6 separate regions of the Homo sapiens genome follow, and all the other regions are linked to region 1. A link is a contact called in ENCODE Hi-C or POLR2A ChIA-PET data. All regions are on one chromosome and are shown on one strand. The core of a region is the stretch at or near the end of the contact, and the rest is flanking DNA. Distances in the headings are between cores, read along the strand shown. Region 1 holds the start of CNDP2 (carnosine dipeptidase 2). Region 2 holds the start of MBP (myelin basic protein). Region 3 overlaps MBP (myelin basic protein). Region 4 overlaps MBP (myelin basic protein). Region 5 holds the start of ZNF236 (zinc finger protein 236). Region 6 has its middle 37 kb from the start of LINC00908.

Evidence for each region. A loop is a pair of places that touch in the nucleus more often than their neighbours do. ChIA-PET counts read pairs that join two places held with the same protein, here RNA polymerase II (POLR2A). Pooled maps may share reads with other maps.
Region 2: a pooled map shows a loop between it and region 1 (14-fold over the local background). The contact joins the promoter of MBP here to the promoter of CNDP2 in region 1. A Hi-C loop is called at or near these places in 3 of 37 single-sample maps with no recorded cell type and 9 of 50 pooled maps.
Region 3: a pooled map shows a loop between it and region 1 (8-fold over the local background). The contact joins the enhancer-like site here to the promoter of CNDP2 in region 1. A Hi-C loop is called at or near these places in 1 of 168 maps with a recorded cell type or tissue (sciatic nerve), 5 of 37 single-sample maps with no recorded cell type and 8 of 50 pooled maps.
Region 4: a map with no recorded cell type shows a loop between it and region 1 (9-fold over the local background). The contact joins the enhancer-like site here to the promoter of CNDP2 in region 1. A Hi-C loop is called at or near these places in 1 of 168 maps with a recorded cell type or tissue (CD4-positive, alpha-beta memory T cell), 5 of 37 single-sample maps with no recorded cell type and 10 of 50 pooled maps.
Region 5: a loop to region 1 is called in a map of CD8-positive, alpha-beta T cell, with 17 times the contacts of the local background. The contact joins the promoter of ZNF236 here to the promoter of CNDP2 in region 1. A Hi-C loop is called at or near these places in 5 of 168 maps with a recorded cell type or tissue (CD4-positive, alpha-beta T cell, CD4-positive, alpha-beta memory T cell, CD8-positive, alpha-beta T cell and 1 more), 8 of 37 single-sample maps with no recorded cell type and 21 of 50 pooled maps.
Region 6: a loop to region 1 is called in a map of mammary epithelial cell, with 16 times the contacts of the local background. The contact joins the enhancer-like site here to the promoter of CNDP2 in region 1. A Hi-C loop is called at or near these places in 2 of 168 maps with a recorded cell type or tissue (ascending aorta and mammary epithelial cell). POLR2A ChIA-PET finds 5 or more read pairs at or near these places in 1 of 52 experiments (MCF 10A).

Annotation. Positions count from the first base shown.
Region 1 is chr18:74,495,034-74,497,687 of GRCh38, reverse strand. CNDP2 (carnosine dipeptidase 2) reads right to left here and starts at 1,325. Exons shown (of 12, transcript NM_018235.3): 1 at 1,257-1,325. RefSeq lists enhancers at 217-316, 700-1,212, 1,770-2,039 and silencers at 810-859, 990-1,499.
Region 2 is chr18:77,131,452-77,134,105 of GRCh38, reverse strand. It overlaps MBP (myelin basic protein), which reads left to right and starts at 1,323. Exons shown (of 9, transcript NM_001025101.2): 1 at 1,323-1,526. RefSeq lists a silencer at 1,059-2,358.
Region 3 is chr18:77,100,601-77,103,254 of GRCh38, reverse strand. All of the region lies in intron 2 of MBP (myelin basic protein), which reads left to right. Among named protein-coding and RNA genes, the nearest start is that of MBP, 31 kb to the left of the region's middle. RefSeq lists a silencer at 1,015-1,134 and enhancers at 1,425-1,494, 1,585-1,714. Within about 2 kb of position 1,339, at least 38 of the 41 ENCODE cell types and tissues checked have a DNase peak (open chromatin) inside an H3K27ac peak, as active enhancers do.
Region 4 is chr18:77,053,000-77,055,653 of GRCh38, reverse strand. The region is part of intron 3 of MBP (myelin basic protein); the gene reads left to right. Among named protein-coding and RNA genes, the nearest start is that of MBP-AS1, 74 kb to the right of the region's middle. RefSeq lists enhancers at 425-554, 605-654, 48-949, 2,055-2,555. Within about 2 kb of position 1,298, at least 38 of the 41 ENCODE cell types and tissues checked have a DNase peak (open chromatin) inside an H3K27ac peak, as active enhancers do.
Region 5 is chr18:76,821,249-76,823,902 of GRCh38, reverse strand. ZNF236 (zinc finger protein 236) reads right to left here and starts at 1,346. Exons shown (of 31, transcript NM_001306089.2): 1 at 1,241-1,346. The coding sequence starts at 1,295. It overlaps ZNF236-DT (ZNF236 divergent transcript), which reads left to right and starts at 1,608. Exons shown (of 3, transcript NR_040024.1): 1 at 1,608-1,887. RefSeq lists silencers at 715-1,454, 1,575-1,764 and enhancers at 1,835-1,944, 1,985-2,064.
Region 6 is chr18:76,564,583-76,567,236 of GRCh38, reverse strand. No RefSeq gene overlaps it. Among named protein-coding and RNA genes, the nearest start is that of LINC00908, 37 kb to the right of the region's middle. Within about 2 kb of position 1,301, at least 28 of the 41 ENCODE cell types and tissues checked have a DNase peak (open chromatin) inside an H3K27ac peak, as active enhancers do; they include ascending aorta and mammary epithelial cell, where a contact is called at or near this core.

The DNA of each region.
Region 1 (2,654 bases), core at 76-2,575:
TCAGCTTCCCAAGTAGCTGGGACTGCAGGTGCGCACCACCACACCCAGCTAATTTTTGTATTTTTTGTAGAGACGGGGTTTGCTCGTGTTACTCAGGCTGGTCTCGAACTCCTGGACTCAAGCGATCTGTCCGCCTTGGTCTCCCAAAGTGCCGAGGTTACACACATGAGCCACCATGCCTGGCAAGGGAGTAACATGATTTAAATGTTGAGACTAGTGGAGGGCAGGAGAAATTGCTGTGGCACCTGGAACCGTCAGTAGTACACACAAATGAGTCTTCTAGTTCTGAGAATCTCAGTCCCTGTCCCTTGATAATTGAAGGCATATATAACACAAATAACTGAATCACACCTTCATGTCTGATTAAGAACCAATAAAAGAATCTCCAATCTGCCCAAGCTAGAACTTGATCCCTAAGCATAATGTGGACTTCTCTTCCTCCACTCCTGCCTGCAAACATTAGGGACAAGGAAGGTATTGGTAGCAGGCCCCGGGTTCTCCGCCTCTTCCTGCAGTCTATGCTTGGATGATCTACGGAATCTGACCTTGGCAGGCGGTGGGGAGTTTGGTTTGGTGGCCCTGTCTGTGAGGACCAAATATTGTCTCTATTTCACAGATGAGGAAACTGAAGCCAATTGAATAAGACACCTGCCCCAGACCATCAAGCTGGCATGGGAATTTTGTCTCCCCTCAGACGCTTCCTCCTATAGCCTTAAACGCTGCCTCAAATGCTGGCGGGAGCTAGGGACGCTGTCCAGGGCCCTTTGAACCTGGGAGGCTTCTGTCCCGCCACACTCCCCACCCCAGGTCTCCGGGAAAGGGATCCGTTGGAGAAAGGCTGGAGTTCTCAGCAGGCCCCTGGGGAGGGGTGTGGCCTGACCAGCGCTCGGCTCCCCGCAACCCCATCTCCAACCCGGGTCGTTCCACTCGACTCCACCAGGGAGGGCCACGCAGGCTCAGGCCAAGTGCGCCGCCCAGCTTGTCCCTGCGTACCGGGGACGCGCTCGGCGCTGCTGGGACACGAGTGGCCCGGAGGTGCGAGAGGCCCCGGGGCCATGGCCGTCACGGGCCTCCGCCCCCGACCGCGCGCTCGGGAACAGCCCGGACACCATTGTTCCCGCCTGGCTGCGGCCGGGCGCCCCACGCTCCCCCACGAATGAGGCGTGACTCTCGCCGCTGACCCGGGTCCTCCCCGCCCAGCCCGTTCCCAGCTCAGGGCGCCCACCCGGGAAGGAAGGTCCATCAGGAAGACCCACCTGGGAAGGAAGGCCCACTAGGCAAGGCCCTGTTACCAGCAGCAAGCGCGGCGCCGGTTCCGTACCACGTGTCCCGGCCACGACCCCCGGCGCTGGCCCGCCCCGCGGTCGCCCTGGCCACCAACCCCGCCTTGTCCGGAGGGCAGGCATCGCCACGCCCCCGCCACGCCCACCAATCCAGCCACAGGCAGAGGGGTGGTGTCACTCTCTCCCCGCCCCATTTCCGCCCTGAGCCAGGTGCGGAAGGTGACGTCACCTCTCCCAGCTCCATTTCCGTCCCGCCCACCAATCCCGGCCTGGTCCACAAGGCTTTCGCCTCGTCGCCCCTCCCCGACGGTAGACGGGGATGTGGGCGTGGCGAGGGGGCGGAGATTTCGTGGGTTGGGATTCAGGGGAGGCAGGGCACACGGGAGCGCGTGTCCGGAGCTGTGGGCTTGTGCTGTGCTTCCCGGTTGCTCTTGGGTGGGCGGGGGGCCTGGTGCTTCAACGGTGGGGTCCGAGAAGTCGCCTGCAGTGCGGCAATGGAGTCCAAAACTAGGGGGCCCTGACTCCACCCTCTGATCTCCCAGGCTCCGGAGGTCCCACGACGCTCCCATTCCCTTGCGCATCCAGCACTGCACTTTCCGTTGCGTTTCAGTCCCGGCGGAGTCGGGGCACGGACTCCTGCGGGTCACACAAGCTCCAATGAGAGGTCGGTCTGAACTGGATTAGGAAAGCGTTCGCCAGCATCGTTACCAGTAGTGGAAATATTTTAGTATTTGTGTCCCATGACCCTAGGAACTGATGAAGGAAGCAGAGCCAGCACCGTGTTTGAGCGTCTGCGACAGCGCTTTCCTTTTTAATCTTAACAACAATTCTTGGGGGTAAAATTGTTATTCCCTAGTCTGCTCACTTTTCCAATAGAGTGTTCTCAAAAGACTTTCTTTAAACTTGTACCACTACCACATTCTTTAAGGAGTGATGGCTCGGGAGTTATTATTTTTTAAAAATGAATTTAATAGTTGTAAGAGATGTATACGTTCCCACATAAAGTAAAATGTTAAAATTGTCTCCTCCCTTAAAATTTACATGGTTTGTTTCCTCTTTTTATATTTATTTATTTATTTATTTATTTATTTATTTAGAGACAGAGTCTTGCTCTGTTGCCATGCTGGAATGCAGTAGCCCAGTCTCAGCTCACTGCAAGCTCCGCCTCCCAGGTTCAAGCCATTCTGCCTCAGCCTCCCGAGTAGCTGGGACTGCAGGTGCGCACCACCGCACCCAGCTAATTTTTGTATTTTTAGTAGAGACAGGGTTTCACCATATTGGTCAAGATGGTCTCGATTTCTTGACCTACTGATCCACCCGCCTCAGCCTCCTAAAGTGCTGGGATTACAGGCGTGAGCCACCCCGTCCCCC
Region 2 (2,654 bases), core at 74-2,573, 2.6 Mb before region 1:
TGCACCCGGGTTCATTGTCACCACCCGTGCTCCTAGGGCAGCTGTCCAGCCTCCCACGCCCACTCCGCTCATCCTTGACTTAAAGTGAGGTTGTGGGGCAGAAAAATTGGAGAAACACACTATCTTTGGCACCCTTTTCCCTCCTCACCTTCAGCCTCAAAGTCTCAGAACCCTCCTGCCCCCTCCACTTGAAAATCTCTCCTGAGGAAACGACCAGACTGAATGCTTTTGCGTCGTTGTGGAAGTATTTCTCTTCCAGTTGCCAGCATTTGAAGACAGTTGCTAAATCCTCCGGGGCTTTGGGGGAGGCTGGTTTTAGGCCGAAACCCCGACCCCGTGCTGAAGTCTGAGTCCCGCCTCCCAGCGCGGGCCGGGACAGCGCTCACCCCTCTCCCTCACTTCCTAACAAACTGTGTGGGTCCCAGGCTGCTCCAGGTCCCCTGGAAGCTCCAGATCCAGATCCCTGACTGGGGGTGTAGGTCAGGAGGAACGCGGGGCCTCATTCTGGGACTCCCCCAACCTCCTCCTCTTCCACCATCAGGAGGCTGAGAATCCAGAGAAAGATCTCTGACCACTAAATCTGTGTGCAGGTGAGTCACGGCTAAACAGCAGGCTTTTTCTTTTTAACAAGACAGCGACGAAGACCACGATGTCTCTGGGCTGCAGGACCAGGCTGCTTCCTCGCACCTGCGCGTGTTTTGCTGTCTTTTCCGCGCACGCTTCCTGCGCCGGTCCTGCAGGAGAAGGTGCGCCCCTAGCTCCCAGCTCCCAGCTCCCAGCTCCCAGAGGAGCACCTGCCAGCCGGACATGGGCCTGGCCTGGGCTCCAGGGGAGGGAGGGAGTGCCTTGGGAGGACCTGCCGGCTCCTTTCGCCTCCAGGCCGGGCTGACTCTCCTCCTGCAGGGCCGGGGCTGCGCCAAGTCTATCGGCAGTTTCTGGGGTTTCCAGCCCCTGAGGACGCGGGGAGATGCGGCCTGGCACCCCTCCCGCGAGGTCGAGGTCGGGGTCGGGGTGGGTTCGGAGGCCAAGCCTCCGAACGGGAAGGGTCGACGGGCCGCAGTTCGGAGCCCAGTTCGGCAGCGGGCGAGGCTCCAGGCCGCCCCTCCGAGGTCTGACCCTGCGCGTGGGCCCCGTGCGCCCCCCAAGTTCCGCGTGGGCAGAGCGGGCCCGGGGTCCTCCGAGCTCCCGGGGCGGCGCCGGCGGCCGCGTCCAGGTGGGGCGGGCCCGGCGGGATCGGCCTGTGTTTACCTGGCTCGCAGGAAGCCCGGGGAGGCGGGGCCGGGGAGCTGGGTGCGCGCCCGTCCCTCGGAGCCGCCGCCGTCAGTCACCGCCGCCGCGCGCCAGAGAGAAGCAGCCTCCGGCCCCGGCGGCCCCTGTCTCCCGACCCCGGAAGGCGAAGCAGGCTGCCCGGGGACCCCGCGCGTGGGCGCTTGAAGCCGAGACCAGCCTGCCCGGGCCTGGGCAGGCGGAGCAGGGCCTTGGACCCCGCGGCGCCCCTCGGCCTCGGAGCAACGAGCGCAGCGCCGGTGGGTGACCCTCGGGGACGGGCGGGCTGCTCTGCCGCCTTTGTCTCTGTGCCCCTCCGAGTGGGGACCGCGGAGACCTGGGCGGGACCCCGGACCGGAGCCCCGCGGGAGCCGGGGGCGCAAGATCGGGGACAGGAGCTATCCCGACGCCCGGACTCCGGGTCCCTTTCTTGGCTGGGGACGCGCAGGGAGAACCTAGGCAGCGGAGCAGGTGGCCGAGCAGGTAGCAGCCGGCGGCCTCCCTGACCCGAACCCAAGTCGCCGCCCCCGATCCCCATTGCGCGGGGGCTGGGCGCGGGTGTAGACGCGGGTTTACAGCGCCGGGGCCCGACCCTGACAGGTGTCCAGGGGTGGACTCCAGCCAGGCCCGGCGGTCCCAGGGTCGCTGAAACCGCTCGGCCTCGGGCCGTGGGGCTGAGGGGAGGAGTCTAGGGTGGGAGGGGACGGCGGTCAAAAGCGGCCACTCTGGGCGGGTGTGGAGAGGGTGCTGGCTGCCAGGGCGGGCTGGGGGGTCCTCCCGGCTCGCGGCGCCTGCTAATCACACCCCGGGGGCCCCGCGCGCGATCGCGCTCCTGCCCCTGCCCCCGGGGCGAAGCGCAGTCTCCCTCTGAGCTCCAGGGGCGGCCAGGAGAGCCCGGGTCCGGGCTTCCGCCTTCGCAGGGCCTGTCTCGGGCTCTTCGGCCGGGCCCGTCGCTGCGCCCACCTGGGCCCACGTGCGCCGCCCGCAGCCGCCCGCCGGCCCGCCCGGGTCTTCCCGGCAGTCCCCTCCTGGGCCCCACTGCCTGTCCTGGGCCGGGTGCGTCCGTTTTCCGTGGCCCCCGAGGCCGGGGTGTGTGACCTGCGGTCATTTGCCGCCACACTAGATTTTCCGGGGTGCTGGGGGCAGCGCCTTGTGTCCTTTCGCGTCCACCTGAGCCCCCCCGTTTTGGAAGGTGGAGTGGGGCTTGGGAAAAGGTTCAAGCGTCTTTGGGGACCCCCGTGCGACTCTGGCTGGAAACAGGCGAGCTCTGGTTCCTTGTTCCGTTTTCCAATTGCAACAACGTGAGAATCAACAAGTGCTCGGTTTCTCTGCGCGTGGGTGAGGGGCGCGTGGGCTCGCTGGGTGCTGGGGTGGGGAGGGGGCGTGGA
Region 3 (2,654 bases), core at 90-2,589, 2.6 Mb before region 1:
TTTTATTTAATAGTAATAATAAACTTGGAAGAAATGGGGCCTTCTCTGATTTGTACTTAATTTCTATGTCAGCCACATGAGTAATTTTCCATGATTTGCTTTCAAATCATCCATGGAAGGCGAGTAGGTGACTATATACTGTTCCTGTGTATATTTTATCTTGATTAAAGTGATAAACAGTATTTAGTTTCTTACCTAAGGATTTAGAAAGACTAATTTTATAAATATGTAAATGGTTCTAGTCAATGTTGAATGGGAGGGTGACTCATTATTTTGTTCAGCCCATACTTAAACTGTATTACTGATAATGTCAGCATTATAATTAGCAATAACAACCATAAATGTATTAAGTTACTAATTTATTAAGAACATGGCTTGGATACAGTATCTGCACCAGGAGGATTAAGTTTCACCTAAAGTGAAAGTGGAAAAAACAGCTCTGCTCAGAGGCCTCTAGGCTGTTAACACTGTTGGTATTTTAAGTCTTAGAATGACTGATTTGCAACTCCAGTTTCAAGAAACCTCTCTGTGGTGTACAGTTTCTTTCCTGTTGTTTGACGCTGTAAAACACCCACATATGTTTTTAATTTGTTTAATGCTATCAGAGTAAGATTTTGAGCCATAGCAAAGCCCATGCTGAGGCTTTTGTTTTCTGAAATCTCATGTTTAAAGTTCTGATCATTTAAAAACCTCAAAACTTGGAAATGTTAAAACTATGGTTCCTGTAGGTAGTTTTAAGAAGTAAGAGCTTTTTTTTCTTTCCTTTAAACTTGATGGGAAATATTTTGTGCCCTTCCAAGTACATGTACATGTTCTGTGATGCTGCATAGCTTAGTAGAGCATTAAACTTGAATCACAAAAGAAAACGTGACATGAGCTCCAGCCGTGTCACCTACCACTCTGCACATTTCTGTGTGTGATTCTGGGAGGCATTTTTCCCCCTTATGAGAGAGTCAAGGAAAGTTTCTGTCAGTTTCAGGTGCTGGTTACTGATCTGTCAGCAGGGAGGGCAGCTGCGGTGGGGGCTGCCCGGTCTACCCCACACACTGCCTCTGCCCCACTGCCCGGCCCAGGCTGCTGAGGGCCCCCTCCTTCCCACCCTGCTGCCACCTTCTCCACCTCTCCCCACCCACACTAGATGATTCTTTCCTCTGCTGTCATAGAGCCTGCGGCTGAGTGCTCTGATACAGATCCTGGTGATTTGTTTATCATCCGACTTCTTCCCCTCCTATATCAAGGAGGGAACTTTCCTCTCTCTGATGCCTCCGTCTCTAAGCCTGGAGCATCCCCAGCACATAACTGGCTTACAGATGTTCGAAAGAGTAAATGAATCATACCTATTTCCTAACTTCTTTTTCACATAAAAGCTCAGTTTCCTGAGCAGGCTTTAGGTGCCGTTGGCTGCTGGGGAGGTGGTGGGGAGGCCTCGTCTGTTGCCTGCAGGAGCTTCCAGTCTCCTTTGCAAGTTTTGCCCTCAGTGACTCAGGGCTTTGAAATTTGCTTCTCTCTCATCCCGAATAAGCCACGGCAGGATGTAAGAGGAAGAGAAACTAACTAAAGGGTTAACTGTGGAATGTCTCTGATTGGTGAAAAAAAGACACTTTTCTGGAGTTGCAGTGTTAGTCCACTCATATGGGGTGCAGGTCCCTGGTAACAAGTGGTTGAGCCACCTTCCTGGGCCAGTTGAGGGTCAGAACAGGAGACATCAGATTCAGGCAGAAGCACTCCGCCCATCAGAGGAGTGGGCAGCCTGCCCTCCTGACTCATGATTCACTCATGCGGATGGAGTGTAACTTCCTCCAGGCAGGCGCAGGTTCAGGGCACAGCGCTCCTTCTCAGAAACGAAGAAACTCCTGTTCTGCCTTTGACTCCCTGTGTTTTTTAAGTTGCAGGGAAATTTGGTTTCCAAATGGTCCTGCCTCACTAATTTACCAGCTTTCTATCACTCTGCCCATTTTGTATTTGGTTCTCCATCTTACTACAGAACTTGGCAGAACCCAAGAAGGAAAGGGTGCCAGCTGCCCTGGAGAACCCAGGGACGTGCCTCAATGCCAGGAGAGGGGCAGGGGGCAAGACCCACCCACAGAGGGATGCCCTGTCTTAGGCAGTCTTTGCCTGCCTGGCAGTCCTTGGTCCTTAGGACGTAAGACACTTGGCTTCACTGGCTACTGGAGGAATTCATTCCTTTTTGGCAGTGTGAATCAAAGGGGCTGGGCAGTTACCTTTGGGAGGGTCAGCAAGCGCTCAGAACGTGCCCATGTGCCAGGCTGCTTGTGGCTTTTGTCCCTCAGCTTTCTCTGAATGCTGTGGATCTGCTGAGCTGTGGGCTTACTCTTTGGGGTTTTCTGGTGATAGCTAAGCCTCCTGGGGATGATTCACTACATGTTCAAAACACCAAACGAGGCCAGGTGCGGTGGCCCACACCTGGAATCCCAGCACTGCGGGAGGCTGAAGCAGGCAGATTGCTTGAGCCTAGGAGTTCGAGACCAGCCTGGACAACAAAGTGAGACCTTATCTCTACAAAAAAATCAAAAAATTAGCTGGGCATGGTGCTGTGCACCTACAGTCCCAGCTACTCGGAAAGCTGAGGTGGAAAGATCACCTGAGCCTGGAGAGGTCGAGGCTACGGTGAGCCATGATCACACCACTGCACT
Region 4 (2,654 bases), core at 49-2,548, 2.6 Mb before region 1:
GCCCACCAGCAGATGTGAAAAGCAATTACTAGGTTAAAAAAAGAGAAAGAAAGAGAGAGAGAGAGAGAAAGAAAGAGAAAGAAAAGGAAGGAAGGATGAAAAGAAAGGGAAAGAAAGGGAAGGAATGGAAGGAAAGGAAGGAAAGAAAGGAAAAAGAAAACTGAGCCCATTTTAAGCGCAGTTCATCTTTCCCAGCCAGGGAGGATGGCAGAGGTGGCACTGGGCTGGGAGGGAACAGCCACCCATGCACCTCCTGGGTCAGGGGTTGGGCTTTGAGGATGTGGGTTCTAGAAGTTTACAGTTATGTGCCCCCTACTCTGGGCATTTTATCAGTTGGTACAAAGCCACTTCCTCCCAGGGCAGGACACTCTTGCACCAGCTCAGCTCAGCTCCTTCCTGCCTCTGGGTTTCTGCTGACCCTGCTCCTCCCACACAGAGGCTGTGCTGGAGTTTGCAGCAAAGCCGCCTGCTGTTTTCTCTACCACAGAAGGTGGTACAGACACGCAGGGCCCAGCAGCAGCAGGCGGCGCTGCCGTTCCTCTGTCTCCATCCACGATGTGCGTGCCCAGAAGGTTCCCTTCTAACTGCGGGGCCTCCCAGAGCAAACTCATGATTACTTCCCATGGTTTGCATACCTTTATGATACTGAATTCCATAGAATGTTGACATTTAAATGTGTGCGTGCATGCAAGTCCCTCACCTTCTCCTCTGGGCTTTCTGTGCCAAAGGTCATTTTCCTGATAATATGAAATTGATCATCTGGAGATCACAGTGGCAGAGCAGGAGAAAACAGGATGTGTGCATGGTGACATTACCCACCGCTAACAGGAACTGGAACTTGAGATGTGTGCATGGTGACGTCACCCGCCGCTAACAGGAATTGGAATTTGAGATGTGTGCATGGTTGTGTCACCCGCCGCTAACAGGGATTGGAACTTGAGCTCTCCCCTTATCCAGGTACAAAATGAGGAGCACTATTTCTATGTCTTTGCTGAGAGCACTGATGGCTGATTGTGCCAAGGACCCAGGGAAGCTCTGATACTTAGCAAGCACCTCTCCCATCACCAAGGCCCAAGCCCTCCTCTGCCCACCTGGGTGATTAAGTGGGTCCCAGCCTCCATCCTGATCCATCCCTGTTGGTTCTCCCTGCCAGCTAGCTGCTGAGCACCTCGCTCCCTGCTCAAATCCCCTCCACCTGTTCCCCAGGGGCCTCTCCAACCACATCTCCTGCGGCCCCTCCCTCCCGCAGCCTCCTGGGTGTGGCTGAAGCACAAGCTCTGCCCTCCTCCTTAAGTCTCTTGCCCAGATATCCGGGGGTGAGCTCTTCGCTCCATGTCCCTTCTCGTTGACATCTCCCACTTAGAAGTGCAGCTGTGTCAGCGCAGGTGGGCTCTGCAGGCCTGCCAGAGGAACTCCTAAATCTCTGAGGCTCAAGGTGATGTCCACTCACATCATAGCTCAGCGAGGGCCAGGCGGCTCTCCATCCAGTGTGCCTGGGAGAGTCCTGTGGCTTCCACATAGAGTCTCTGCCATCGGAGGGCAGGGCGGGGAGGGACCGGGAGGACAGCCCAAGGGCCAAGCACCCTGCAGACCAGGCCGAGGGGCAGTCATCGCGTCCACTCAAGTTCTGATGGCCAGAAGCATCATGTGGCCCCACCTCGAGGAGGGGGCCAAGAGGAAGAAGGATGCAGAGTGGGGCAGTACAGTCACCTCTGTCACAGTCCCTGATTATGTTGTTTATTGTCCGAGCCCCGACTCCGGATGGAAAGTGAGCCCCATGAAGGCAGGGACATCTGTCTGTTTTGTTCGCTGAGATATCCCAGCACCTAGACGCAGGCCCGGCTCATGGGACGAGCTTCATCAATATTTGCTGGATGACTGAGTGACAGGTGGGACACCCCTCGTCCCTGCTGCTCTCTCCTCTCCTGTCTCAAAGACTTCATTTGCACATGGCAGTGTTCCACATAAAATGCCAGCAGACAGTGTGCCTGAGGCCTGAACTCTTCCCTGTAAGGAATTCTGCCTCTATGCTACAGCTCAGCAAGTGATGCACAGAAGTGCCCGCAGCTCGTGCATCAGAGTGTGTGTGTGTAAGAGTACCCGTGTGTGCTTTGTGATGTGTGCACATAGCATGTGGGGTGCACACTATAGAAATGCTGTTCCAACTGACAAAATGTCCCTGGAACTCGAGAGATGCTTTTGTTCTTTGGAATTAGGGTGAGACTCTGAAACCACAGCCAGCCCCCGTAGCGGAGCATACCGGCTGACACTGGCGTCTTGGCTGCAGGGGCTGAGGACGGAGCTCAGTCCCGACCCAGCTGAGTGTGCAAATGTCCAGCTTCTGTGTGCCCCTTGGCTGGACCTGCAGTGGGGCCCCTGCCCACCCCTCCCCTGAAGCAGCCACCATGAGGACAGGTGCAGGGAAGTGGGAAGCAGCCATGTCACTGCAGATGCGGCCACCCTCAGCCAGGGCTCCTATCACTAAGCCATCTGGTGTTGAGCTCCCTGGAGACATGCGAGCCTGTGCTGTTCCCCTCTCTGCTTCTGGGACAGCCACGCTGGCCTATCACGGGGACACGGCATTGGTTGGCTTCTTTTGGGGCCTTCTATTTAGCAGGAAACTAAAAGTTCCCCTTTTTCAAATGATCCAGGGC
Region 5 (2,654 bases), core at 97-2,596, 2.3 Mb before region 1:
GCCTGCAGGGGGAGACTCGCGTCCAAGGCCGCACGGGAACCACGGCGCCCGCGAGAAAAAGCGCGGCGCCCCCTACCCCACTGCCCTCGACCTGGGAACCGCGGCACCGGCGAGTGCGCCCCGATCCCCCTGCGCAGGAAAGTCCGTTCCTCAAGCTCCGGGCTGGGGCTTTGGAAGGCAAGTCAATTCCTGACTGCTGGAAGGGCCAGGGTCTGGGGGTGCCCGGTTGTGTGTCTGCCTGCTCTTAAATTCTGGGCCTTTCTCCTTCCTTGGAAAACAAAATCTGAGTTATTTCATGACTTTAGCAAAGTACCATGGAGAATAAATTACTGGGGAAAACACTTCCTGACGCCTACTGTGTGCACGATCTAGCGCTCCCCACATAACACTGATGCCTACTGTATGCACGACCCACAGCGCTCTCCAGAAGCTCCAGGTTCAAGCTACCCGGATCACAATGGTGCCTACTGTTTGCACGACCCACAGCGCTCTCCAGATGCCCAGGGTTCCAGCCCCCCGGATCACAATGGCGCCTACTGTATGCACTACCCACAGCGTCTGCAGAGGCTCAGGGTTCAAGTTCCCGGATCACAATGGCGCCTACTGTATGCACGCCCCACAGCGCGCCCCAGATAACACTGGAGCACACTGTGTGCACGACCCTGCGCTTCCCGGACAACGCTGGCGCCTACTGTGTGCACGACCCCGCGCTCCACGGCCTCCCTGTGGGCCGAGCCCAACGTCCCCGGGGCAGCCGGCGCCGCGCAGGGTCGGGCGGGGGCGCCGTCCGGGAGGAGCCCGGGGCGCGGTATCCGCAGGCCCGGGCTCTGGCCAGGCCGCCTCCCCAGCGCGCCCCGCGGCCCTCCGGCCCCGGGACGGAACACGGGGCGGCCACTTTCCCTCAAGTTCAGCGCGGGCCGCGGCAGGGCCAGCGGGGGCAGGGCGCGCGCAGGAGGCGGCCGCCTGCTCCCTCACCCGCCTCCCGCCTCCCGCCTCAGCCGCCGCCCGGCCCAGGAAAGTAGGCCCAGCGCGCGGAGGGGCCGGGCGGCGACTCGCCCGTATCATTCCGCCCGCGCTGCGGCCCGCCCGGCCAGTCGGCGGCGGCGGCGGCCCGGGTCTGCGCGGCCCCCGCCCCCGCCCCGCCGCTCCCGGCGCCCCCCGCGCCGCATCCGGGGACTGGCAGGGCGCGGGCCCCGCACCGGCCGCCGGCGGGGCGCGAGGGCGCGGCCGCGGGCCTTACCGGAGTCGCCGCGCGCCTTGCTCTCCCTGGGCTTCGGGGGGCGGCCCCGCGGCATCGTCGGCGGCCCGGCTCGCACCCACACCCACTCACACTCACACTCACACTCACACGCGGCGGCGGGGGCGCGCACGCGCGGGCACCGGGGCGGGGGCGCGCCCAGCCGGCGCTAGAGGCGGGCGGAGCTGCCCGGCGGCGGGCGGCCCGGTCCGAGCGCCGCCGGGCTCACGGGGGAAAGGCGCCTGAACGCGCGCACCGGAGCGCTCGAACCGCGCCGGCCTTGGCAGGTTCCATGGCCCGCGGGCCGCGGTGGGGGCGTTGGGCGCGGGCGCGGGCGCGGTGGGGGCGGGGGCGGCGGCGGGGCGCATGCGCGGCGCCGCGGGGCCTTAGCGGACGGAGGGGAGCGCGGGGGTCACCGGGCCGGGCCGGCAGCCCTAGAGCTCGGCCTGGCGGGGACCCTGGGCCAGCCCCGCGCCTCCGTGGCCCGGGCGTCTCGTGCGTGTCCGCGAACTCGCGTGCGCGCGTCACCTCGGACCGCAGCATGGCTCGGAGGGCGGCCCTACTCGCGCCGCCCTAGTGCTGCGAAGGGCCTCGGAGCCCAAACCCGGAACCGCCATCTGGGACTGGGAAGACGACATGGCCAGAAGCCGGTAATGTTCCTTTCCCTGGGGGCAGTGCATTAAAATGGACCATTTCACGTGTGCTGGTCTTGTGTGTTGTTGCCTGCGCTAACTTACACGAAGTGGCAACAGGAACAGGCAGCGCAGCACCCGAGCGCCGGGTGGAGAGGCCGGCCGAGCCCGGGGAAAGCGACCTTACTCTGTCACCTGGGCTGGAGTGCAGTGGCGCAAATTAAAGTGTGCAGTTTGATACATCTTGACACATGTATACACTGTGAAACCATCATCACAATCAACAGTGAAGATGTTCCTCCCGTCTCTCTGTAACCCTTTCCTCTCTCCCTCCTTCCCTCCTCCCCCTCCCACCCATCTGCTTTTTGTCACTATAGTTTGAATTTCCTGGAGTTTTTAAATATCTTTTTATACAGACTGGGTCTCGCTTGCTCTGTCACCCAGGCGGGAGTGCAGTGACACGATCGGGACCCACTGTAGCCTCAAACTCCTGCCCTTAAGCAATCCAACTGCTTCAGCCTCCCGAGTAGCTGAGACTGCAGGTGAGGACCGCCATGTCTAGCTTTTTGTTTTTTTTTAAACATATGGGGTCTCTCTGTGTTGCCCAGCCTGCTCTGGAACTCCTAGCTTCAATTGACCCTCTGCCTCAGCCTCCCAAAGTGTTGGGATTGCAGATGTGAGCCACTGTGCCCAACCTGTTTTTCTTGGTGTTTTATATAAATGGAATTGTATCGCACGTAATCTTTAGGGAAGTGGGGGCTGTTCATTGAGCATAATTATGTTGG
Region 6 (2,654 bases), core at 52-2,551, 2.1 Mb before region 1:
GAGATTGGGAGAGACAGAGACAGAAAGAGACAGAGACAGAGACAGTGAGAGAGAGACAGAGAGAAGGAGAGAGAGACAAAGAAAGAGAGACAGAGAGACGGGGGAATGGGGGAGAGAGACAGAAAGAGGGAGAAAGACAGAAAGACAGAAACAAAGAGAAAGACAACGAGAAGCAGAAAGAGGAAGACAGAGAGAGGCATAGAGAGAGAGACAGAGCGAAACAGAGACAAAGAGATACAGAGAGAGAGACAGAGAGAGAGAGACAGGTAGGGGAAGGGAAGAGGGAGGGCTCCTCCTGGTCCCGGTGGCCAATGTGAAGGCCAGAGGGAAGCAGGGAGCCCTCCTGGGCAGCTCCTCAGGAAATAAGGGGAGAGGACAGCCTCTTTCAACAGATGGACCAGTCTTTGGGAGACAAGCTCTCCCCATGGGATGCCATCTCTCTTCTCCACCCTGTGTCTTATGAACGTGGCCTTGGTGCAGGGCCTCCCTCTTCAGACCCAGCAGAAGTGGCATTGCATGCACACCAGTTTGAGTGGCATAGTTAAGTCCCAGTTGACCGAAGTCCCAACCTACACTTAGACTTTCTCAGACCAGTGGCCACCTCCTCCGAAGTCCCCCAGAGAAAGAAACCCCTGCCTTCTGTGCTGGCTTTTAGGAACTCCCAGGATTACCCAGCACTCTCCCCGTCCTCCGGAGAGGTGGGATCCGAGGAAAGGGCGAGCCCAGACACAGCGCCACGTCAGAAAGTCCCGTCATGGCAGGGCGCGGGGGCTCACGCCTGTCATCCCAGCACTTTGGGAGGCCGAGGCGGGCGGATCACAAGGTCAAGAGATTGAGGCCATCCTGGCCAACATGGTGAAACCCCGTCTCTACTAAAAATACAAAAAATTAGCCGGGCCTGGTGGTGGACGCCTGTAGTCCCAGCTACTCGGGAGGCTGAGGCAGGAGAATCACTTGAACCCGGGAGGCGGAGCTTGCAGTGAGCCGAGATCGCGCCACTGCACTCCAGCCTGGGTGACAGAGTGAGACTCTGTCTCAAAAAAACAAACAACAACAACAACAACAACAACAAATCTTTATCTCCCTACTATTCCTAGCTAGAATTGCTCCCTGAATTCCACGGTGTCCAAGCCTAGGGGGCATGTTTCTGTAATGCTCCTGTGGCAATGGATACACAAGTCCCTCTCTGGGCTTGGGCCCTTATTCAGGGTTTGGAATGGATTCTTGTGTAAGATCCAGCCTGATTGCACGGTGCAAGCCACCATCTGGAACAGCGGAAGATGATCGAATCGCATTGCGAAATACAAAACACGAAACTTTTTCCTGTGTTAAAAATACTTTTAAATAATGGAACCAATCTGATAGCATGTTGAGAAAAACTTCACTACCCACAAAAGCTAGGAAGAAAAAGTCACGCTAGGGTTTCTTCCTTTTGCCTGAGTTGCATTTTTTCCAGTTTTAGAACATCATTACCTTTGCAAACAAGGATTTTGCTATAAAAGCATTCTCACGTATATTTGCCTTTTTGTAGGTACTGATGTCACCTTGAGCCAAAGGAAAACAACGAGCCATAAATCAGTGTATGAATGAGCAAAGGAATACCATGGCGCAGAACATCGTCATTCCGTCTTCCTCAGGTGCAAGCAATCGCAGGATGGTTGAGACTTTACAGTCTTCTGACAGCTCTGCCCACATGAGTGCCGCATGCACATGTGAAACAGCTATCATTAAAACTGCGCTAGCAGCTAAGGAGTAAAAAGGAAAACTTAACCAAAGCCGTGACATCCCCTAAAGGATATATTTCACCAACGCGATGGAGCTGCTGGAACCTGGGCGGCCAGATGCAAATGACCCGAGCAAAGCCGCCTCCTCATTGGCCAGACCTCTTCTCCTCCCACACTCTGAAATCTGAGTCCCATCCACAAATATCCTCAAGTCAAACTCTAAGTACAAAAACATCTAAGAAATGTTGCCTGCACAAAAGCATTTTTGCTCCGAGAAAGGGAATTTCTGACAAAGTCTGGGAAGACAAAGGGACAATTTGGGACAGGCACAAACTGATTATAAACATGCTTTCTTTAATTAAATGATAAAATGTTAAATAAATCTTCTTTAGCACAAAAATACTGAAAGTCTGTACTCAGCAAACAAAATGAATCAGCAATTTTTTTTTCAAGCCTTCAAGGTTAGTGAATTGACCTATCACTCTGGCTAACATATCTTAGGCTTCCTAATATGTTAAAAAGCTTTGGAAAATTTGGAAGGCAATATTCTAGCTCCCAGGAGGCCAACACCTCCTGACACCTAACATCTAGCTTTGAGAGGCAAGACAAGAAGCCCACAGAGATGTGAGCTCTGCACAGGACCAGACGCCCTGGAGATCCTGTTAGGAGGTTGCACACAGATGATCTCGATCACCAACCCCCAGCAGGAATCTTGCCAAATCGGTATGAATATGTCCATTTTACGGATGCAGAAATGGAAGGTGAAGAGGCCAAGGGATATGCCCAAGGTAACAGAGCTAGGAAGCAGCTGAGATGGAATTCTGACCCAAGTCTCTTTAACATCAACTGCATCCACCACTATAGTCTGTGAACCATTAAGTAACGCCATATAAATGGCAAATTGCTTTTACATTATTCATGAAGTGAATT